Linked DNA regions of Homo sapiens: regions 2, 3, 4, 5 and 6 are each linked to region 1. A link is a loop called in an ENCODE intact Hi-C map of the cell type or tissue named here. Cell type or tissue: IMR-90. All regions are shown on one strand.

Region 1 (4,000 bases):
TTTCTCAATTTAAGCAAACTTGCACATTTGTTTACTTTGTTCTAAGAGTTGCTGAATAAGGCATGATACCATGAGTTTATGGTCAAACAGCCAGGGAAAGGCAGCATCTAGGCAAAAGAGAAGGGACCCATAAGTTAGGAAAGAATGCAAATTGGAGGCCAGGAAAAGTTTGCTAACTGAATAAATAGCTGCTGCAAGGCTTGATGGGGGTTTGAGGGGTGGGCGCTGAAATGTTGAAAGGGACACAACAGGTCAATCACAGACACAAGGTGGAAAATGCAGGGATATCTATAGAGTGGGTAGGGAGGATGTAGGTTCCAAGTCACTAAGGATAGTCCTAGATTTTGCCTGTTTTCTTAGAGTAATTATGTATAGTGTCACTTATCATTCTCAACTGTGTCCTTTCTTGGAGGATAAATGATATAGTCACCCTAGTTCTCCAAAACTCACAAGATGCATTGAATTGCCAGATAGCCCCCCTCCAGCCAAGCCATCTACACCAGCTTCTATATTTGCACCACCTCTCCAAGGGGCTAAATACCACCTCCAAGAGACTAAATACCACCCCCATCAGCCCTGCCCTGAGGCTAAGAGAGCAGATGGTTCTATGTGGGTGTGAACAGTCTTTAATTCTTCATTTCTGGGCTAACACTGGCTCCTGAGAATCCAAGAGGAACAGAGGGAGGAGAACAAGAAGAGGCCGAAGGGGAAGGGTCGGGACCCTCTGAGTGACATTAGTGGTGCGTAACGTAAAGGCTACTCTCACTGTAGAGAAGCCAGCATGGCAGCAAGGAGGGCGAATGGGCCTTGGGTCCAGCAAGACCTGCAGTCTGCTCCCAGATCCCCACAGTCATTGCTGAGCCTCAGTTTCCTCACCTCTTTAAAGAAAAGTGGGGTGGGGGAGGATAATATCTACCTTCCAGAGTTGGAGTGACAGAATGTAATCATTATCAAGTACCAGGTACACAGTAGGCGTTCGATAATGGCAGCTTTTGTTGGAACGATGATATATACCTACAAGTTTTCTTTCTTTTTTTTTTTCTTTGAGACGGAGTCTCACTTTGTCACCCAGGCTGGAGTGCAGTGGTATGATCTCGGCTCACTACAAGCTCCACCTCCTGGGTTCACACCATTTTCCTGCCTCAGCCTCCCGAGTAGCTGGGACTACAGGTGCCCGCCACCAGGCCTGGCTAATTTTTTTTTGTATTTTTAGTGGAGATGGGGTTTCACCGTATTAGCCAGGATGGTCTTCATCTCCTGACCTCGTGATCCGCGCGCCTGAGCCTCCCAAAGTGCTGGGATTACAGGCGTGAGCCACCACGTGTGGCCATACCTATGAGTTTTCTTAAAACCAAATTGTCAAAAATGTGGGGCCTACCAGGTGTTAGCCTCCATCCCATAACATCGTGGCTCAGGTCACCCTCAGAAGGAGACACAGGGAGTCCTAAGTGTATTCTGGGAGTGACCTCTGTGGCAGACCAAGGGACACAGCTATGGCCGGGACACCAACAGCTTCTGCTATAATCTCCCCAATTTTTTTTTATTTAAGTGCAATTATTTTTATTTAAGTACAATTATAAAACTATAAAGGGAACATTTTTAGAGGAGTAATAAAAACCAGATGGACATGGAATCTTTTCTTCCCAGCCAAAGGGGATCATCTTGCTCATCCCCTGGGAGCACTCTTCTTTCATGATCACTGTCCCAGGAGCCCACAAAAGGTCCAAGCATCTATGGAACTTAAAATACAAGTACTGGAAGGCTTGTGTCTGTACCAGGCTCTGGTTCTGATCCTGGAAATTCAATGTCACAGTCTGAACAGGTGTGCCTGCTGATTGATTATAGCCTGAAAGTACAAGAGGGACAGGCAGAGCTTTTGTCCCTGCCCCTTTTAATAAGAACACATACCTGCGGTAGGTTGTGGATTGGAGGAAGTCTCTCAGAGCCGGGAGGAGACATTCCCTACACCAGTGGAAAATCTTTGGGTCCTCCAAAATCACACTTCTTTAACTCAAGTTAAATGAGGCCTTAAGGCGCTTAACTGTTAAGAAATAATAACAAGAAAAATCAAAGATTACGCAAAAAGAGGGCTGCAGGGGCTGCAGGCTGTCCTTAGGGCATCCTCCGGCCTTGGTGGGTAAGGTTAGGAAAACCTGGCTGCATTTTCCAAACCCTTCCACCAGAGCCACACGGGGGCACACTAGTCAATGTTTTGGATGTCGGGCCTCCCGCTGGCTTCCTCTCGGTAAAGAAACCTGGAGGAGGAGGACAGTGAGGGCAGAGGCGCTACTGGATGACTCCTTGCTTGGCCCACGGCCACCAAGCCAGTGACTTAGGCAGATTGTCCTTGAGTGATTCAAAACCACGTGGGTGCTGGCCCAAAGGTTTCCCCTTACTTTCTAAGCATGTTCCCAGCATGGCTGGGGCACGGGTTCCTGAGCTATTACTCAGGAGAGCAGGGAAAAGAATTGAGTGAATAAATGGAAGGTCTAATAACCTCTTAACCTGATACCAGGAAGGCAAGTGAGTAACCCCCAAGGGGTGCTTGGGGGCACAGCAGGCAGGGGTGGGCAGGGTAATAGCTCATTCTTCAGTGGGTCGCCATAGCATCCTTGGCGTGACCAGAGTGCTGGCCCTCAGTGCCTGCCCTCCTAGGGTGAAGGATCAGCCTCAAAGGCAGGGCAGCAGGCTGGCTCCTAACAGAGCCTCTTGACAGAGGGTCTCCTACGAGCACACACTGCTGCCTCACCAATAGACATGGGAACCCCAGGGGACAGACCAGGGACCAAACCCCAGCCATCACCAGGCACTGCAAGGCGCCAGCCAGCCTGCACTCCAGGACTCCAGTGTGCCTGCTTTCCAGAGCACAATGGGTCCAGGTGCACACAGACACAGCAGACAAACCAGAAGAGAAGGCATCTAAGTCACCACCTTCTATCAAGAATTCAGCTAAGCTGCGATTTTTTTTTTTTTTTTTGAGACAGTCTCACTTTGTCGTGTGGGCTGGAGTGCGGTGGCATGATCTTGGCTCACTGCAACCTCTGCCTCCTGGGTTCAAGCAATTCTTCTGCCTCAGCATCCTGAATAGCTGGGATTACCGGCACGTCACAATGCCCAGCTGATTTTTGTATTTTTAGTAGAGATGGGGTTTCACCATGATGGACAGGCTAGTCTGGAACTCCTGGCCTCAAGTGATCCACCTGCCTTGGCCTCCCAAAGTGCTGGGATTATAGGCGTGAGCCACCGTGCCCAACCCTAAGCTGCAATTTTATATGAAGACCTTGGAAAAGAAAAACACTTTTGTTTATAAACATGGTATAGTATGCAAATTTTAAAGTATTAATATTTTTTAGCTAAAACAGTACTTCAAAAGTTCTTAGCTTGAGGCCGGCTCTGAGAGGAGGGGGTTTATTTTCTTCTGCCCCACTTATCTTTGGTGAATGGCAGAATGTTTGTTTAATAAAAAGTCAGTAAAGCAGAGAATCATGCAAAGAAAAGATGTATGTACTTTAAGTATTTTAACTAACAATATTCAAACTGAAAATATTGAAAAACAAATATATGTACTCACTTGCCAATAACAGAAGGCCAATTTCTTTAAGGTATGGTCCCCCTCATCATCTCTTACAGACAAACATTATCTATGATTTCCATTTCCATTTTCTATGTGTGTGTGTGTGTGTGTGTGTGTGAGAGAGAGAGTGAGTGTCTCGCTTTGCTGCCCAGGCTGGAGTGCAGTAGTATGATCATGGCTCACTGCAGCCTCAACCTCCCACGATCAAGCAATGCTCCTGCCTCAGCCTCACAAGTAGCTGGGACTACAGGCACATGCCACCATGCCTGGCTAATTTAAATTTTTTTTTTTTTTTTGTAGAGACATGGTCTCTCCATGTTGCCCACGCTGGTCTTGACTCCTGGGCTCAAGCAATCCTACTGCCTCAACCTCCCAAAGTATTCAGATTATAAGTGTGAGCCACCATGCCCAGCCCAATTGTGGTTT
Region 2 (4,000 bases), 290 kb after region 1:
AATGGAGTCTTGCTTTGTCACCCAGGCTGCAGTGCGGTGGCACACAATCTCGTCTCACTGCTGCAACCTCAACCTCCCAGATTCAAGCAATTCTCCTGCCTCAGCCTCCTAAGTAACTGAGATTATAGGCACACACCACCATGCCCAGCTAATTTTTGTATTTTTTTTTAGTACAGACAGGGTTTCACCATATTGGCCAGGCTGGTCTCAAACTCCTGACCTCAAGTGATCCACCTGTCTCAGCCTCCCAAAGTGCTGGGATTACAGGCATGAGACACTGCGCCCAGACTATATTCTTTATTGTTATTAAATTCCTCTATTAAATGAGGAAACTGATACCTAGAGAAGTTAACTGACTTGCCAAAAAAAAAAAAAAAAAAAAAAACAGAAAAAAAAACCCCAAAACACTACCTAGAGGTCTAGACCCAAATCTTATACCTTATACATTGACTGTTCTTTCTACATTGCCATGCCGGAACCAAGGCAGCACTATTTAATGATAATCATGTCAATTACATTTTAATTCCTTGGAAACATTTTTATAAACCTAAGGTCTAGATTTGTTTTAATTTATTGGCTCCAAATTAAACTAGCCTTAGCACAGTGCAATATAATAATTCTTTCAATAATAATCTATACTATAATAACATAATTCTCAAGGGAACTATGATGTTGATAGAGTTCTTCCTTAAGTTGTTTGGTAATAAGAGTCTTTAAAACAAAAAGACTGAAAGACTTTGTTGTTCTTCAACTTCTATATTTTTGTGTCTCCTCTCCCAATACCAATAGAATTATTGAGGTATTTTTGGCGGATGGTTTGATGCTACCTGTAACCAAGTTTAACAGCTGTCTCCCAGGCTCCCCTGTGGATATTTTACCAATTAGCAGAATGACTGATCTGATTGTTCAGACTAGGTTATATATCTCTAGCACATTCTGGATATTTGGTGAATCCATTTTTATTTCTAATTTACCTTTCAGGATCAACAAGCTGGGGCTAAAGGGCAAGGAATATTGCCTTTTGTCACTGATAAGCATTTGCGTGTAACAGAATGTGTAACCAGAACTGCTTAAATCCACGGGTTCTGTTGCAACACATGTGTTGGAAAGCTGCGAATCTGTCCCACTTTAAGGCCCAAGTCCTCCATGCACCGGGCCTCATCCCCTAGCTGAAGCTGTAACTCCTCCCTCAACTCTCCTACCGCTTCTTCCTCACGTCTCGTTGGAGTTCCTGCCTCTCCCTAATATACTGTAGTATAGTTCTTTGGTACCTGTCTTTGATCCTGCCACTTCCCTAGAGGTCTTTAAATTTGGAGACCCAGGATGACTCATGTTGGTGCTGCTCGGTATCTTGGACATGGTAAATGCAACTTTGTGCTCTATACACATTTGAAATGAGAAGAGTGTGAAATAGTCTTCTTGTGGGTCTCTTCCCTTCTTGCCCAAATGAGTGCCTTGAGGATGGGTGGGTCTCTTCTCTCTTCTGCAACCCACCCGGCAAGCCTGCAGTGACAAAGTCGCTGCGCGCTCTGATGCCGGGCCGCACCGGGGGGCTCCAGGCCGCCCGCGCCCCACTCCGCGAGCCGACAGCGCCCTCTGGTGGACGCTGGCGCGCTCGCCCCAGTGGCTCCCGAGGCTCTCACCGCCTCCGCTGTCTCCGCTCCCTGTGGTGCCCCGCTCAGCCCCGGACCAGCCTGGGGGAAGCGACCCTTCTACGTCCTGGCCGGTCTAGTTTCTCTGTCGTCGGCTACCGGGTCCCTCAGGTCACCCCACCCCGGCCGGAGCCGGATGGAGAGGCGAAGAGAGCCTTGGGTCTAAAAAGGGGTCCGGCGAGTCCGCCTGCCATCCCGGCTTAGCGGGGGACGAAGGGTCGCAGGGTGGGGGCCAGGAGGCAGCCCCTCTCTTCTCCGCCCCAAGAGACTTCCCAAGGCCAAGGTTGGAGGGGGCGGCCGTTAGGCCTGGAGCCAGGAGAACAGAGACCCACAAGAACAGCAGAACAGAAAGCAACTGGGAGGGAGGGGAGTTAGAGGGGAGCCACAGTCCCAGGAGAATTCCTAAGGCCCCGGAGCAGAAAAGGCGGCAGACCCGGGCAAGAAGGGGACAGGCGTGGAGGGGGCTGGTCATGAGGCCGTTTGACCCAGGGTCACAGTGCAGCCACGGTGGAAAGGTGGCTCATTGTCCAGTCTAATTCAAGCTGTGTGACTTAAGTTACCTGCGCTCTGGAAGCTTCATTGGCTCTTAAGTGGAGATTAGAAGAGGCTAGGACTGCTCTGTGGATGAACGGACTATGAAAGTGTCCTGCACATAGTACATGGCCACTAGGACAACAGCGAGCTAGGGGGATAAGCCAAGAGGAAGACCACACGGCATGGGACCACTGCCGTTATCCACATGCCCCAGGCAGGCGGAGGTCAAATGCAGTCACTCGGTGTATGCCAAAACTGTGCCCCCCAACTTTTTTTTAAAGCAACTTGGCTTTTCAAAGTGAAGAATTCTGTTCTTATCGCTGCATTAGAGCCACAGGCCATCTATTTGACAGTTAAATCCAAGTTGGGTTCAGGAAAAATACAGATAAAGGATTTGTGGTCTAGGTTTGTAAGAAGCTAGAATTTGAAGGTAAAGGTATTCGAAGGGCCTTCAGACAGACCACAGAGACCACCCCTGCATTTTCCCAAACCCGAGGCTGCAGGTCAGCTCCTGAAGCTGAGGTGAGGGTTGTGGGAAGTGGCCGTACAATCCCACTGCAGGCATCGCCTCCAGGATGGGAGGTGCTGGGCATGGGAGCAGGTCAGGACCTGCTTGGAGGCTGCTTCTCGTCATCCCAGCACATAGCTGGGCTTACTTTTCTGAAAAACACAGAAGCCATCAGCTGGGTTTGCCCCCAAACCTGGCAACAGCTTAGGAAGGAAGAAAGAATGTCATTCCTCCATCCCACCAGGTATCATGGAAGCAGGTGGCTGGGCTCAGGCCTCCACCTGTCTCCTGGCCGCACCACCCAGCCCTGCTTCCCAGGGACTCTGCTCTGTGGATCACCCCTCACTTCTCTTCTCCACCCTCGTTCCCTCTACCGGTTGTTTTCCTTCAGTAAGTCTCAGCCCTTTTAAAAAAAATTGTAACCCTTCCTCACCTCACATTTCTGCCCAGCTACCACCTAACCCTCTCCTCTCTGTCCCTTGTTGTTATTTTTCAGTCTCCATTTTCTTTTCTTACTACCCACTCCCTCCTCAGCCCATATCATTGGGCTCACTGAAACATCTCTCACTTCCATGCTGCTAAAACTCATTTTTGTGGTCTGTACCTTATTTGACCACTTTCTTTGCCGCAAATGATGCTGTCTCCCCTCTCGCCTTGAAATGCTCCCTTCTTCTAGTTTCTTTTTTTGTTTGTTTGTTTTGAGACAGAGTCTTGCTCTGTTGCCCAGGCTGGAGTGCAGTGGCACCATCTCAGCTCACTGCAACCTCCACCTCCTGGGTTCAAGCAATTCTCCCGCCTCAGCCTCCAGAGTAGCTGGGACTACAGGCAAGCACCACCATGCCCGGCTAATTTTTGTATTTTTGGTAGAGACGGGGTTTCACCATGTTGGCCAGGATGGTCTCGATCTCCTGACCTCATGATCCGCCCACCTCGGCCTCCCAAAGTTCTGGGATTACAAGCGTGAGTCACCTGCCCAGCCCTTCTCCTAGTTTCAAGGACATCTGAACTCTCCAAGTTTTCTTCCTACTTGCTTGACGTCTCCTTGTCAGTTTCTTTTCTCCTCTTCCTCTGCCCATCTTTTAAATGCATCATTATGTTATAGTTACACTGCAGAATTAGTTATGTTATATTTACATATAACACAGCTAGTGTTATGTAATATGTAAATTATATGTAAGTTATGTTATATTTACATATATGTTATATATGTTATGTTATAGTTACACTGTTAAGACAATAATGTAAAAGTTATCTTGATGAATCATCAGGTGAGTGACCACAAGGTGCTGTGACTTTGAGGGAAGGA
Region 3 (4,000 bases), 75 kb after region 1:
GGATTCACACCCAGGCTGAATCCTGGCATTCTCTCCAACCAGTTAAACCAGAGCCTCAGATTCCTCCTCTACAAAAAAGTAGCTGTAGGAAGGGCAGTTTTACTATTGCCATTCTACAAACAAGGAAATTGAAACCTGGAAAAGTGAGAGCTAGTCTAGGACACCAATGGCAGGGTCAGACTTGCAACCTCTATGGCCTTTGAATTGGGCCGTCTGCTGCCCAGCAGGATGCAATGCCCCCTTTTAGACTCTCCAGTGCAGCCAGGCGCACCATTCCCGTCCCTACTGTCTAGCTTAGCCCTTCCCACCCTGAGAGCTCATCTCCTACACACCCAGATGAAGCCTGCTATCATGACCACTTGTCCTCCCCCTAGCAAAAAAGAGCCATCTCTGCTTGCAAGCCGTATTCCGAGCCAGGAAGAGCTGGCCAGGTCATCTGTTAAGCCTCAATGCATCCTGAACAGAATGAGCTCCTAAATCTGTGGCACTGGATTGCACTTACTCTGCTTAAACGCCTATTTCTACTACTAAAACATGAACTCCTTGAGAGTAGGGACTGCCTGTGACTCCTCTTTGCATCCCCAGGGTTGGCCCGTGAGCACCTAACAAACAAGGAAGGTAGGGCAAGAAGAAGGGAGGGAGGGAAGGCAGGCACCACTCTGGCCCTTGCAGGTAGAGCTGTTTGGGGTCCTGATTCATCACGGAGCAGCCTTTGGGACTTTGCAAGTGCTATTTTACCCTGGTATTGTGTTTGCAGACAAGCCTGTCTCTAAGACTAAATTTTAAGCCCTTTGAGGGTACAAAAGAGTTTTCCTACCTTTATGTAGGAGATACCAAGGGCTACATTATATAGGCAACACAGTGGGTGGCCCTGAGACCTTCCATTTTCCTGAAGAGTCAAGATCTTCCTACCAAAGTATCCTAGACCCTAGACAGTAGGGTCTAGACTGGAGGCTATGAGCTGCCAGGAAATGAGTAGCCTAATTCTGCATACCCAACTTCCAGGAACCGCAAGCACACACTAACAGGACAAACTGTGGGTTCAGCTTCCCTCTCCCACAACCCCCCAGTCCCTCAAACCACACATATTGTCCCCAACTGCTCTCTTCTCCTCCAGCAGTGGGGCCACAGCAAGTAGAGGGGGTGGAGACACCAGGGAGTAGATTAGAGAGTGAGTAAGGCTGTTTTTCAAAATGGATCTCAGCCAGAAGGCCCTGATCTGGGGCACAGGGTCCCTAAGTTTTCAATGTGAATGCAGCCCCTGCGAAGCTTTGAGCCTAGGGGCACCCTGCGCAGGTGATTATGGGTGCATGTGTGTACACATTTGCATGCATGTATGTACACACACCACACACATATAAACACACACAGCCTTGGGGAGCAGAATAGAGCTGACTTTTGGTAATAAGCTGCCTGCTCTGAGTCCTAGCAATCCCCAAAGCCCTGCGCATTGTGACCTGGTTCCCGTGATCTGTAGGGTAACTTGGCAATTGGTTTCCCAGAAGTGCAGAAGTTAGTGACTGAGCCCAGCTCCAGGGACACAGAAAACCAGAAGATCCAGCCAAAGAATCCCCTACCCCTCTGACTGCACAGGTAGGCAATGCCTGATGCATTCTTGTACACAGTACCATGCTCACTTCTGACAGTCTGGTTAGAGGAGCTGACACCAAGAAAAAAGATGGAACAATCTCCGGCCTAATGCACCACTAGGTGGTATGACCAGGAAGTTCTGTGGCTCTTCAAAGAAGGCCAAGTTCCACTGGAGAGGGATCCAGGAGGTGACATGGAGGTGGTGAGACCTGGACGGATGAGGAGGAGGCAGACTGTTGGAGGGAAATGGAAGTAGTCCTGGTAAACCAGGAAGGAACACAATGAAGAATTCAGAGTAACAGATTTGAAATACTGTGTGTGTGTGTGTGTGTGTGTGTGTGTGTGTGTGTGTGTGTGTATACAAGAAGAAAGGTTACACTAGGGTGGCGGGGTAGTACCTAAGACCATTCTCCAGGGCAGTTATTGTTTTACATACATATAAACTCACAGCAAAAATGTTAATGAGTTAAAAGGCTACGTGGGGAGCATAAGTCCCTTGGTCCCCATCTCCACTTTTCAGAGGTAAATTTGTGTGTGTGTACACTATGCTGGCGTATGTTTTTGTGTTTCTTTCCTCATTTTCACACAAATGGGATCACAGTATAGCTACTATTCCAACTTACTTTTTTTACTTAACCATTTATTTTCAAAACCTCTCTTCATTAATATATAAAAATAAACCTAAAACTTTATAATGGTTGTTAATTACTCCATTATAGGAGTTACCAGTGCCCTTCAGCTGTAAACATTTACCTTGCCTTCAATATTCTGCTGTTTTGACCTGGCACTTTGTGCACTACCTAGGCAGGTTCATCAGTGAAGTAAACCTACAGCAGTTTCTGGGTCAAGGAAAACTCTAGTTTCATTCTCGCCAACAGTTCAAATGGCATTTAGTGAGTACCTACAATGTGCAAGAGAGAAGGGAGAATAAAAGAAAATTTATTTTAGTAACACTGAAAATAAGCCAGTCTTGGGGACCTGAAGCCTCATGCGAAGAGGTATTTATTGAAGAATGGGCTAAGGGCATTTCTACTCTATATTTTTTTGCTATTGTATGTATATATAATGTATATATTTTTGATAACTGTTAGATATGCAACCTAATACATGGGTTGTAAAACATTACTGCAGAGCAGGTAATTACATAGCATATTTACCCCCAATCTATTATATATCGTAAGTTCTTTTCACTGTGTTCAGCATAACTCAGTGTGTTATAAACTACATGCATGAAAAATCACCATGCACTTTTTCAGCATTATCTCCCAGGAGTTACAAGGATTGCCTGTGGAGGTTAGAACCAAATTAGTCTCTAGCCTCAAGCCCACCCCTACCCCTAATACCAGCCCCAGCACGAAGGAGCATTCACATCAGGCAATGGCTCAGCCTGCTGTTTTCCCAGCCAGAAAACCAGTGAGTAGGAAGCAAGCCTCCCCACTTGAGTTCTGATTTCCTGAAAAGCCAAATTCTCGTTGCTCTCCCTACCGAGGCCCTTCCTCTGCCCCCACCCTATCATCAAAAGTGAAAGTGTTACTGCAACAGCACACAAGCGCTGGCATCAAAGATCTGCGTTATTCACTGGTTCCCAGAAAAACACTTGTCTGGGACACGGGTTAAGGAGCAGCAAAGAAGAGGTCATTGATCTCTGTCTCCAGGGCTCAGTGGCTTTGGCATGGGGAGGGGCCGAGGCTTTCCAGATGTTCCACTGAAGGACTGGATGGGTGCCAGGAGAGTGCTGCAGATCTACAAAGGGATGCCTGTTCCCCAAGAGTGTACCATGCAAAGTCAAAAACTCTCTGAAGAGAGCACTGGCCAAAGTGGGCAGGGCCCCCAGAGAGACTTCAGCGGTGAACATCTTCTGCTGTCCTCACTCCCTTCAGTCCACAGCCACCACAGCCACTACACCCCCTCCCCAGCACTCACATGCACATATATTTCCCCCAGACTACCAGCTCTTGTTCCTATAGTAACAAAGCAAAAGCTAACAGGGTTTGAAAAAGCAGTAAACTTGACAGCAACCATACAGAAGGGCAAAGAAAATGGCCTGGGAAATTCTGTTCTCACCCTAGAAATCTGCCTTCAGAGGAGTGCCAGCCCATCAGGGGGCCCCAGCTACAAGTCTAAAACCTCAGCTCCCAAAGGCACAATTCCCTTCCTCTGACTCCACCCATCCTCTCTGAAAAGGAGAAGGCCAGAGTTACATGGATCAGTACACTATGTAAGTTTGCAAGTTATCTGAACAAGGAGCAACCCCTAAACACAGCATTTGGGTGATTACGTGGCAATGATAACATGGCTACTATTAACACCTCTGATTCAGTCATTCATTAAACAAATACTTACTGAGCAGGTACTGTATGCCAGGCACTATTCCAGCTTGCTGGGGATACAATGATAAACAACTTAGATA
Region 4 (4,000 bases), 350 kb after region 1:
ATAATTAAATATTTAAAAAATTTTAAATATTTTAATAATTATATTTTAAAATAATTAAATATTTAAAAAATTTTAAATATTTTAATATTTATAATTTAAAATAATTAAATATTTAAAAATTTTTAAATATTTTAATATTTATAATTTAAAATAATTAAATATTTAAAATAATTTTAAATATTTTAATATTTATAATTTAAAATAATTTTAAATATTTTAATATTTATAATTTAAAATAATTAAATATTTAAAATACCAATGATTTTAAATAAATAATATTTTAAAACAAATATTTTAAAAAATAATTAATTGCCTGTTTCGGTGGTTCATGCCAGTAATCCCAGCACTTTCGGAGGCTGAGACGGGAGGATTGCTTGGGCCCAGGTATTTGAGACCAGCTTGGGCAATGTAGTAAGACCTCATTTCCACTAATAAAAAAAAAAAAATTAGCCAGGTGTGATGGCGTGGCTTGTAGTCCCAGCTATTTGGAGGCTGAGGCTGGAGGATCAGTTGAGCCTGCGAGTTCAAGGTTGCATTGAATCACAGTTGTGCCACTGCACTCCAGCCTGGGTGAAAGAGCGAGACACTGTCTCAAAAAAATAAAAAAATTAAAAAGTAATTAATTAGCTTGAAGATGTTGTATTTGTGCATGATACAAAATTCAAAAGATATAGAAGGGTCTTCCAACTCTAACCCTCACCCAACCAATTACCTTTTTATTTCCAGATCTTGTGAATCATTTCATATTAGTTCATATAGAGCTGCCTCAGATTCTTAAATGCTTGCATGGTATTTAGTATGGGCATAACATATTTTCCAGTTCCTCCATTGTAAACTTAGGTTTTTGCTCACCTTTACTCTGCTAGGGACAGTTCTTCAAAAAAAAATTATTATAAATAATATTTTCTAGAGGCATGTATATGTTATGATAAATTTCCAGTAGTAGAATTGCTGCTGGGCCAAAGTTTGTTTATGCATTGTAAATTTTCATAGATATTGCCAAATTGCTCACTAGCAATGACTAAAAATGGCTTTCCTTTGCTCTCATGCTGACAAAGTGAGTTACCAACTCCTTGCTTTGCTACCAATATGAGAGATGAAAAGTATATCATTGCATCATTAAAAAGTGCCCTCATTGAACACTGGAATTTGAATGATACAGTGGTTTGGATTAGATTTTATTGAATTTGTGAAATGGCTATTTTACCATTATGATTGTCAATGGATACATGTATTTTATATGGCTTTCTTTTTTTTAAAAAACTATAGCAAGTAGTTTCTAAGTCACTGGAGAACATTATTTGATACTATGTTTTAAATTATACATGATATAGATGTTTAATTTTCAGCATTTTAAATCACTAAGTATCTTTAATTTGCAGGTTTTATCTGAGAGAACTAATATTGAACCTTGGGTTTGTGCCAACATCATTCGTCTCTTTAATGATGATAACACAATTCCCTTCATTATACGTTATAGAAAAGAGCTCATTAATAACCTTGATGCTGATTCCTTGAGAGAAGTTCAGCAAACCCTAGAAGAGCTACGGTAAGAAACCTAAAAAAGAATAAGCCTAGTGTAAGGGGAAAAGGCCAATGAGGAACAGTGAGAAAGTGAATGACGGTATATTTGACAATTTCAACATTTTGTTTCCTTGAATTATTGTAATCTGGATATAGTCCTCTTTATTTAGCGAGTGTATGGAGTCCCTCTGCTGGTGTGTTTATGCATAGCTTGAGCATGTATTAGCAAAAAGGTCATTTGCAGTAAAAGTGTGTGCCTCAGAGTTTGACTGTCATCTTCTTTCATAGAAAAGGTTGGGCATAATGGCAAAATTAGGACTGCCAGCAGGAAACTCAGAAAGTACATTTTATTCTAACTCTTTTAACCACTCACATAAATCTGTCCTTTTAATTTCATAAAGTTCCTAAGTGGAGAGTTCTTTGGCAGTATAGAGTTTGGTAGGAAATATGTATATTTCCTTTTCCCATCTTTTTTTTTTTTCGGAGACAGAGTCTTGCTCTGTCGCCTGGGCTGAAGTGCAGTGGTGCAATCTCAGCTCACTACAATCTCTGTATCCCAGGCTCAGGCGACTCTCCTGCCTCAGCCTCCCGAGTAGCTGAGATTACAGGAATGCGCCACCACGCCCCACTAATTTTGTATTTTTAGTAGAGACAGGGTTTTGCCATGTTGGCCAGGCTGATTTTGAACTCTTGGCCTTAAGTGATCCACCCGCCTTGGCCTCCCAAAGTGCTGAGATGATAGGCTTGAGCCACCATGCCCAGCCTTTTTCCCATACTTTTAATGGTTATGGTAATTTAACAATAGTGGATTGTAAGTTTTGTATGGTTACAGAATGGAAAGTACCTTTTTAAAAAAATTATGCCTCTGGACTCACTGCTAATAACTGAGAAATATGTGTACAAAGACTACAAGACTGACCATATTATTCGATAGGGTTTATTAAAACACTTCACTGCTTATGCATTTATTGCATGTCTCCCATGGGCACTGTGTTAATGTGTACATTCTTCAAGTGTACAAAAAAGATCTGATTAAAATTGGATTATCATTCTACTATGAAGCCATTTTAAAAGTATTAAGGGTAATTTTTATAACAAGCTTGACAAGCTTTCTGTTATTTTGGGGGAACTTGCATCTCACTTTTCTACCTCTTGACGTTCTTTTAGTGTCAGGAGAATTAAAGTGCTAATATGTGGAAAGTTATACTTCATTGAGAGGCAGAATCAATTTGCCAATGTAAAAATATAAATGACTAAATCAAATAGTCTCAGATGCAAATGTTCCAGAGCCAGGCTAGGATAATCAAGCATGGGGAATAAGAATTGGAGATTACAAACCCTGTCTAAGAGGGGCAACCCTTGCTCGTCTCCAGTAGATTACTGTCATGCAGGGTTGTCTGCCCAGTTTGCTGGTTCTTCCTGTTTCTGAAAAGAAGCTGGTAATTTGAGTTTTTACGTAACAAATTTCTAGGCCAAACAAAACCACTCTTGACCACACCTAGAAGGCCAGCAGTTTGCAAATTCTGAAGTAAGCTTTCTGTTTGGTTGAAGGCAAGGTAATTAAGAAAGTCTGAGGGTTTTGGATCTGAAATTGGAGAAAGCCTCACAAGCAAGAAAAGCTTGCTTAAAAAATTAAAGGGTAGTCTAACAATATTTGGTTGTATGGGAGACAAATAGGAGCTGTATATCAAGAATATTATTATTTTCTTTTTCTTTAAAAAACCCTTCTATTGCAAAAGAATTCCATTCTCTGGGTTTCTATGAATAGGGGAATACATTGAATATTAGTAGAGGAGTGAATATTCCTTGAAGTAAGTGGGGGCATTGACTGGAACTTAAGAGATCTTTTTCTATAATACAGAAATTTCTTTCTGGTAATGAGATATGATCTTTATTTTTTCTTGAGCTCAGCATTTTCTATAACTAGAGCATTGATTTTCAATTTGTTAATTGCTACCCCTACATGAGAAGTAAAACCAATTTAATAAGTCATACCACTTAAAAAATGAAATAGTGAATAGAAAATACAAGAGTACATTTATGTGGTAAAGGCAAATATTGTTTCATGAAATGTTTCAATTATGTAGCATCTATATGTATGTATACTGGGTTGCAACGTAAAACATTTTTAAATTCACTGTTGAAAAGTGAATTAAAGAGTATGATTCTGGATAGTAAGAAAAGTTTTCTGTATTTTTCTCTAAAGATAATTCTCTTCTTCCTTATATGCAGGCTAATAGGACAAAAGGAATTGGCTTTTTGTTAAAATGACCTGGTAGGCTTTAGCCCTTGAAAACAGTCTTGGGCTACCATGACTATAGAAGACATACAGGTTGTAATCTAAGTACTGCATATTCTTCTTTTTAATTTATATTCTTCTCTTTAATTTATAGTCTTCTGCCTTTAGTTTTTTTTTTTTAATTTACAAGTAGATTTAATTTTCTTTTCCATCGATCATTTTGAATAAATCATATTA
Region 5 (4,000 bases), 950 kb after region 1:
TTCCTCGTGCACAAAATCATGAGATAGAAGAACACGGTTGTTGTTTTGGTTTGGTTTTGGTTTTTTGGGGTTTTTTGTTGTGGTTGGTTTTGTTTTGAGACAGGGTCTCACTCTGTTGCCCAAGCTGGAGTGCAGTGGCACAAACACAGCTCACCGAACCTTCAACCTCCTGGACTCAAGCCATTCTCCTACCTTGGCTTTCCAAGTAACTACAGGTGTGTGCCACCACACCTGGCTATTTTTTTTACTTTTTGTGGAGATAGAGTCTCGCCATGTTGGCCAGGCTGGTCTCAAATTCCTAGACTCAAGCGATCCTCCCACATCACCCTTCCAAAGAGCTGGGATTACAGGTGTAAGACACTATACCCAGCCTGTTGTTTTAAATCACTAAGTTTTGGGGTAAAGTGGTTATGCAGCAGAGGATTACCAGACAATAAGGAAAGTGTTTTTCAAAACCCGAGGTCTCAAACAGTGGGACTCACCACCTTAGGAGGGAGTAATTGTGGCCATTGTATCAGTATTCACTAAGAATTGGATGGGCCGGGTGCATTGGCTCATGCCTGTAATCCCAGCACTTTGGGAGGCTGAGGCAGGCAGATCACCTGAGGTCAGGAGTTCGTGATCAGCCTGGCCAACATGGTGAAACTTCATCTCTACTAAAAATACAAAAATTAGCCAGGGGTGATGGCGCATGCCTGTAATCCCAGCTACTCAAGAGGCTGAGGCAGGAAAATCGCTTGAACCCAGGAGGTGGAGGTTGCAGTGAGCTGAGATGGCACCACTGCACTCCAGCCTGGGCGACAGAGTGAGACTCTGTCTCAAGAAAAAAAAAGAAAAGAAAAGAAAAGAAGTGGAGAAACATTTACCAAGCATGATGGGGAGGTAGCTGTGTTGCACAGAGTGCTGACCTTGAAGTCAGATGACACTAATAAATCCTGCCACTTAGTAGCTAGGAGTCCTTGGGTGAGTCACTTCACCAGTGTTCCTCACAGGGTTGCAGTGAGCATTAAAGAGCTATGAACATCATCTGCAAACTGGAAGGGACCCTGCTGCTATCAAGTTGTCAAATTGCAGGAAGGATGCCTGCATTGGGTAAGCAATTGAATTAGGTAAGTGAACTCTGAGATTCTGTAAAACCAGGATCAGTCCTAACTCATGTAGTAAGGTGTAAACATGTGTAAAAATATATGCTCTTGGTCCGGCGCAGTGGCCCATGCCTGTAATCCTGGCACTTCGGGAGGCCGAGGCAGGCAGATCACTTGAGGTCAGGAGTTCGAGACCAGCCTGGCCAACATGGTCAAACCCCATCTCTACTAAAAATACAAAAATCAGGCAGTTATGGTGGCCTGTACCTGTAATCCCAGGTACTCGGGAGGCTGAGGCAGGAGAATTGCTTGAACCTGGGAGGTGGAGGTTGCAGTGAGCTCAGATGGTACCACTGCACTCCAGCCTGGGTGACTGAGACTCTTTCTCAAAAAAAAAAAAAAAAAAAAAAAAATATATATATATATATACACACACACACACACACACACACACACACACATATGTATGTATGCTCCAACCTTATCGGTCCAGAGTCCATCTTTCCAAACACTGTTCAGAGTGAAATCCAGATGATCATCTGCCTTGTGGCTTTACCTAACCCCTGAGAGATGTTTAAAAACCCTATTAATCTCTTGGTGAAGGGAAGGGGGTGTCTGTGGACTCCAAGTTAAAAGGATTTGTTTTAGAACAGTATTTCTCGCAGTGTGGTTCCAGCACCAGCAATATTAGCATTATCTGAGAAACTATCAGAAATGTAAATTCTTGCCCCCCATCCCAGCAGATTTACTGAATCAGAAACTCTGGGGTGGGGCCCAGCAATCTGTGCTTGAATAAGCCTCCAGGTGAGTCTGCTATGAGCTCAAGTTACCTTATGATTAGGCTGACAAAGTAAGCAAATCATACACGCTGAAGATCCTGATGGCAGACCTCTGAGAAGAGGCGGAGGGTCTGGGGACAGTCGCAGAATGTGGGAGTGATCGAGAGCATCATTTATGACTTGCCCAAACTCTTCCACAGTGTTCCAGGTCTGGAAGGACCGTCAGTATTTCTGACATGTTTATGAAGGGTTGTTCACGATTCTCAGATAAAGAATCAGAAATATCGAGGGTTTGGGGATGAGAGTGGCTTGGAGAAGGTCAGTTGGAGAGAAGATGATGTGGGTTTCTATGAGATATTAAAGCCCTAAATACAGAGGAGAGGATTCCCAGACAGCTGCCTCACATCACTGCCTGCAAATTCGGCTTCCATCGCAGGCGACGGAGACGCGGAAGGTAAAGTTATGGCGCCACCTGCTGGAGAAACGTAGGCTCGGATTCCCTCCACTTGGAGATTCCGTTCCTCCCTAACACTCAGCCCTAAAGCTCAATCCTCCAGAGACCCCAAACCTGCAAGGGTGCCATGTACCAACCAGGTGGAAAACCACTGTCCTGCTTACCAATACGACTTCAGTTTTTCAAAGCTTGTGCTTTGGGGTCTGAGAATTGCAATGTTACAAGCCTAGCAATCTTTCCCAAAGGAGACTGGTATAGAATAAACATGCTCCAAGTTCCTTAAAAAGATAGGACCAGAGGAGGTTCACCTATCCATAAATAATCAGCCCCCCTTGTCAGTCCACCATAGTGAGGGTCCTCTTCCCAGACCAGGGACAGATGCTGCCAAGGCTCCGGAAAGAGTCATGGGCCCATGAGAGATACGCCTTTCCTGGCACGTGAGCCATCAGAGATCCAAAGCCAGTACCGGGCACTGATGAATGTGCAAGCACTCCACTCTGTGTAGACCAGGTCTGAAGGGCTCCATAATGACCCAATCATGGCAGCAGATGCCCTAAAAATGGCTCCCTCCTCTAGGGATCATTAGAAAGCTATTAAGGATGTCTAATTATTTCCTAGTGCTAATAAAGATGCCAATAAGCCAGGCAAGTTTTCTCACTTTTATGGAGATAATTAGAAGGCCAATTATTTTTTATGTCCATAAAAGAGTGAAACTTTAACCGCTGTCCCTGCAGCTGTATTTTATACCACCCTTGTGACAGAAGCTGCTTTGTAGCACTTCATTACGCATTAACAAGGATCTCGGGTTTTTAAACTCCAAACCACAGTCTACCCCAGATTCAGAGTTAGTCTGAAGGAAGTGGAGCAGGAAAATAGGCAATAGATCATTCTCTAAGACTTTGAGGGGAAGGAGTCATCTTGGCCATGCATTCTGCTTCGGAGATTGTATCCTACCCAACTCTAAGGCAGTGGTTCTCAAACTTGAGCTCATAGCAGACTCACCTGGAGGCTTATTCAAGCACAGATTGCTGGGCCCCACCCCAGAGTTTCTGATTCAGTAAATCTGCTGGGGTGGGGACAAGAATTTACATTTCTGATAGTTTCCCAGATAATGCTAATATCGCTGGTGCTGGAACCACACTGCGAGAAACACTGTTCTAAAACAAATCCTTTTAACTTGGAGTCCACAGACACCCCCTTCCCTTCACCAAGAGATTAATAGGTAGAATTCAAAGGGGTCCATGACTTTGGTTGGGAAAAGGCTTACGTCTTTATCTTCACTAACTTCCAACTGAAATTTAGCTTTTTAAAAAATGATGAATGTAGGTAACAGACCACAGTAGTGATAACAGCAGTGATAACAGATATTTTCCAATCCCATTACAGTAGTGGCAGGTTTCTGCAAATATCATCTATGCTTATCCGTGTTTTAAAACTCCAGTGGTTACTAGTCCTGCCAGTAGATTTTATTCTTTAATCCATTAATGGAGAAGCACATATTACTATATCACTGCTTTAAAAATATTGTGATAACTGTATTTCAAAATGATTGGTTTCCTTTGATGTCCTATGTATTATCTTTTGTGCGTTTGAAAGTGTTATTCAGACTGCCCGGGGAGGAGGGGGGAAGGGAGGAGGGGGGAAGGGAGGAGGGGGGAAGGGAGGAGGGGGGAAGGGAGGAG
Region 6 (4,000 bases), 160 kb after region 1:
CTCGAAAGACAAGTGAAAGGGATTGCTTGGGGAGGCCAGTGAGATGTGTCCTTCTTTCTTCAATCCCACCACTCTGGCTCTTGGTCGCCTCATTCTCCTGCCTAAGAAGCTCCCATCTTTATGCCAAGAAATCAAATCTAATTCTGCTCAAGCACCTAGAACTCATTACCAGTTTACAAGGAATATAGGGCCAGAGGAACAGGTTAAAAGACACCATGGGAATACAATCAGCAAAATCCAAAATGTGGGAAACTTTACAGGACAATGACTAGTTTCTTCAACAAAAAAAGAAATGGCAAAAACAAAAAAAGAAAAAGGAGGGAGTAGAAATCTATGAATGGAATGAGACATAAAAAACAGCACTCAAATGCAACGTATAGACCTTATTTGAATCATCATTCAAGCACATCAGCTGTTCAAAGTTTATGAGACAAGTGGAAAAATTTGAACACTAATTAGCTATTTGATGATATGAAAGAATACAGGTTTCTTTAATGTGATAATGGCACTGTGGTTATATATGTTTTAAAAGTGTCTTTGAGATCGATACAGATGTATTTACAGATGCAATGTATGATGTCTGGAGCTTTATTTAAAATAATCCAGTTCAGGAGAACCTATGGAGTGAGGTAGGGAGAAAACAAAATTGATTATGTATTGATAAATGTTGAAGCTGAGGGAGATTTATTATACTGTTCTAGGTTTGCATATGTTTAAAATTTTCCATAGTAAAAGGTTTAAGTTAAAAGATGACTGTGATATATTTTTGAATTTTTGATGACAAGGAAATTATAAAATAATAGTTAAAACATAACCCTATTAAAATAAATCACACTACATATGCATGTATTAATTTTTATATACTTGAATAGACATATATATCTATATACAGGCAAAGAAAATCTTCTGAAAGCATGTACCCCAAACGTTTAACTATTAATCATGTTTTCTGGGGGAGAATAGGCCTGGTAGGAGATTTTCTCTTTTTTTTTTTTTTTTACTTTAATATATTTCTGCATTATTTAAATTTCGTCCATCAAACGAGTCTTACTTCTCAGTTCACAAATGGAGCAAGGAAGTAGTCGCAGTGACTCCCTGGAGCTCTCAACCTAGCTCTCGCAGGCTCTGTATCCCAGACCCCTCAACCCACAACACCTGGCACAGCCCAAGATCAGCAAGTCTTTCCTCGCCCCCGGACATCCCTAGCACTAGCGCCGCCTCTGTGCCTTCATCCGCCAAACATTCTCTTCCCATGCCACCTTTCGAATCCTAGCTCCAGACCCACTTCTTCCATCCAAGCAGTCTTGCTGCACTACTGCAGTGTGCAAGGGTCTCTCCTCTCCTCTACAAGTTGGCCAGGAGCTAACTACGCCTTGCCACTGTGTCTGGACAGCGCATTCTTAGAGGAAAACAGGCCACAATCCCCATACTACCTAGGTAGTCCAGGACGTAGTTGGGCACGTTAGGTGCTCAGTAAAGTTCCAAGTTACTTAATCTTACTGAGCCTGGGTTTCCTCACGTATAAAACGGGAATCCAGTTACCTACCTGGACTGCTGTGAGCAAAAGTCAAAGTAAAGTAGGTAAAACTCCCTGCACCTGTTTCAATCGTTCTGCGTACACAAAACAGCTTCTCTGACACTTGTAACTCCAAGTTTTAAGAGAATGAGAAGGAGACGTGAAAATCCACGTGGATCCACTCACTGGGAAGAGCACTGAGCTCAGAACTGCCCATTAGTTTAAATATTAACAGTAATAGAAATAATGTCCCGGGGTCAGGAGGAGGAGCTCCGAAGGTCACACCTTGAGCTCCCACTAGGTGGCAGTATTGTTTACCTGCTGTTATGCAAATAGAGGGGAGGGCCATCAGCCGGGAACATACATCCTCTGAAATTGATGATACAAAGGAGGAAATTTCTATATTAATTTCCCCATGATAGTGGAATAGACGTTGGCTTGAGGAAATGCACCGAGTTAGAGGAACATCCGCTAAAAACCAATAATGAAACCCCATGAGGAGCCCTTAGTGTCTGTGTAGAGGGGGAGATGTGTGTGGGGTAGGGACGCTGAGTGAAAGTAGTGGGACCATCTCAAAGGCGGAACACCAGCCAAAGGCGAGAACCTGCCAGAAGTCCAAACCTTGACTCAACCTTTCACACTCGAAAAGTAGTATTAATGTGACCAGTCGAAATGAGGATCTCCCCATCAGGGTCTCCCAGAGCATAAACTCCACGGAGCTAAGCGGCCAGGCATGTTCTCTTGGGACATCAGTCTCCAGAGAAGCAAGACTGGAAGATAAAAGCCTCCTGGATTCCAACTTCCCAAAGCAATACTTTCATGTCCCACTGCTCAAAACCCCTCATGGCTCCCCACTTCTTCTAGACAAAGTCTAAACTTTGCCACCTGGTGGCAAAGCCATCAGCAATTGGCTTAAACTCCACCCACCAACCCCAGGGACTTGGGAAAACATTTGCCAACCCACCCCTCCCTCCCACCCTTACTCTTCCTCAATGCTCCCAATGAGGAAAATGAAGCCCAAGAGATAAATTGACTTGCTCCTCCCAAAGCCCACCCTCCAGTCCTCTGGGTTTTCTCTGCACAGCCCTGCTCATCCTGTGATACAGACTCGGTGCCAAGTCTTCCCATGCTGAAAAATGACTTTGAGTCCCTGGGGCCTGCATTCTGTTCCATCTCAAGAACCTTTGGTGTGGTGTCTGTGTTGAATTGTTGCTATCTTTTCTCTCCAAAAAGATCATACCTCCATGAGGGCAGGTAAAATGTCACGTTTCAGTAGAAATACTGCAAACCAAGTTTCTGGCAGGGGGAAGGACAATGCTGTGATTAGGAGTGTGGGGGCTGTGCAGTCAGGCTGAATCCAAATCCTGACTCTTTCCCGAACCGTATGACCTTTACAGGGGTGCCTACCCTCCCGGGGCCTCTGTTTCCTCATCTGTAAACAAGAAGTAATAATAATACGTACTGCATAGAGTTGCTAGTGCAGATTCAATATCAAGTACGCAGGGTGCTAGACGTATGTCTGGCACATAATAGGGACAAAGATGGCTATGTCCTGTAGTCCCAGCTCTGTTGCTCATCAGCTGAGGGGTATGAGGAAGTCACATTAGCTCGTGGGCGCCACTGCCTTCATTGGCAATACTGAGAAGAGTGAGGGCAGACAGGGTGGGCTACATAATGTGCTCTGAGGTTCACGGTGGCTCTAAACCTCCATGCTTCTCCAGAACACTTCTCACATTTCCCCAGGAGATCAAGCTGGTACATGAATATAAAGGAAGGGGGACCAAGGTGCTGACTCGGCCTACTTAAAACTCACCCTCTATCAACACCCATCTCAAACTTACCTTCTCAAGAAAGTTGTCCCTGACAACCCCCAGTCCCACTCTGCCTGTTTCAACAAGGTTAGATCCCACTATTTCATGCTTTCATAACACCCTATGCTTTCCCTTATAATACATATTCCAAATGTCGAGTGAATTATTAATTGTGGACTGTAATTCCCCATTTTGCAGATGAGCAAACTGATGTTCTGGGAACTCACGTTATTCTTCCAAGACCCACACAGCCTGTCAGTCAGCAAGCCATGAGACCCTGCACTCCTCTCACTAGGCCATACTGCTTCTAAGGGGTTTTTAGTTATATCAAAAAAAAAATGATAACTTTCATATTAAGGCTGGGGTGATTCCTTGAGAGAAGATACACAGATCAGAAGGAAGAATGGTCTGTGGACTCTTCAAATGAGTTTGCTTGGAGAGTTCTAGTCAGAAAAGAACCAGAGGCATACATGACAAAAGGCTGTGAGGCTGGCCTTCCTCCAGCAGTTTTCTCCAAGGCCCTGAAACCACATTTGGGCTTCTTTAAACGGAATCAGAGTGTCATGGTGGAGGGAGGGGGAGAAGCAGGGGCAGAGTAGCATCATTAAAGCCTCCTGTGTGGTTTTGATTAGATCATCTGAATTAATAGTTCTCACAGGCAGGTCTTGATTAA

What was found. Hi-C counts contacts between places; a loop is a spot of excess contacts. Peaks named below come from ENCODE experiments on the same cell type or tissue, not always from the same donor. Only the 100,000 strongest peaks of a DNase experiment are listed, where the experiment ranks them.
Region 2: it touches region 1 in a loop (10-fold over the local background); 107 of 110 quality-filtered maps call a loop at or near these places.
Region 3: a loop joins it to region 1, with 2.5 times the contacts of the local background. A loop is called at or near these places in 6 of 110 quality-filtered maps.
Region 4: a loop joins it to region 1, with 13 times the contacts of the local background. A loop is called at or near these places in 10 of 110 quality-filtered maps.
Region 5: a loop joins it to region 1, with 7 times the contacts of the local background. A loop is called at or near these places in 6 of 110 quality-filtered maps.
Region 6: it touches region 1 in a loop (2.8-fold over the local background); 78 of 110 quality-filtered maps call a loop at or near these places.

The regions. Positions count from the first base shown.
Region 1 is chr2:45,934,760-45,938,759 of GRCh38, reverse strand. All of the region lies in intron 2 of PRKCE (protein kinase C epsilon), which reads right to left. Among named protein-coding and RNA genes, the nearest start is that of PRKCE-AS1, 260 kb to the right of the region's middle. RefSeq lists an enhancer at 2,290-2,599. In IMR-90, a CTCF peak has its summit at 2,198 (motif pointing right); a DNase peak (open chromatin) is centred at 2,319; H3K27ac peaks cover 1,349 bases.
Region 2 is chr2:45,641,431-45,645,430 of GRCh38, reverse strand. No RefSeq gene overlaps it. Among named protein-coding and RNA genes, the nearest start is that of PRKCE, 8.2 kb to the left of the region's middle. RefSeq lists a silencer at 1,485-1,694. In IMR-90, a CTCF peak has its summit at 1,595 (motif pointing left); no DNase peak of the experiment used is centred here; H3K4me3 peaks cover 577 bases; H3K27ac peaks cover 306 bases; H3K27me3 peaks cover 1,295 bases.
Region 3 is chr2:45,860,132-45,864,131 of GRCh38, reverse strand. All of the region lies in intron 2 of PRKCE (protein kinase C epsilon), which reads right to left. Among named protein-coding and RNA genes, the nearest start is that of PRKCE-AS1, 190 kb to the right of the region's middle. In IMR-90, no CTCF peak of the experiment used is centred here; no DNase peak of the experiment used is centred here; H3K4me3 peaks cover 431 bases; H3K27ac peaks cover 462 bases.
Region 4 is chr2:45,583,157-45,587,156 of GRCh38, reverse strand. It overlaps SRBD1 (S1 RNA binding domain 1), which reads left to right. Exons shown (of 21, transcript NM_018079.5): 5 at 1,383-1,549. Among named protein-coding and RNA genes, the nearest start is that of SRBD1, 26 kb to the left of the region's middle. In IMR-90, a CTCF peak has its summit at 1,711; a DNase peak (open chromatin) is centred at 1,736.
Region 5 is chr2:44,980,125-44,984,124 of GRCh38, reverse strand. No RefSeq gene overlaps it. Among named protein-coding and RNA genes, the nearest start is that of SIX2, 27 kb to the left of the region's middle. In IMR-90, a CTCF peak has its summit at 2,331 (motif pointing left); a DNase peak (open chromatin) is centred at 2,304; H3K27me3 peaks cover 894 bases.
Region 6 is chr2:45,776,603-45,780,602 of GRCh38, reverse strand. All of the region lies in intron 1 of PRKCE (protein kinase C epsilon), which reads right to left. Among named protein-coding and RNA genes, the nearest start is that of PRKCE-AS1, 100 kb to the right of the region's middle. RefSeq lists a silencer at 1,808-1,897 and an enhancer at 1,679-1,973. In IMR-90, a CTCF peak has its summit at 1,816 (motif pointing right); a DNase peak (open chromatin) is centred at 1,832.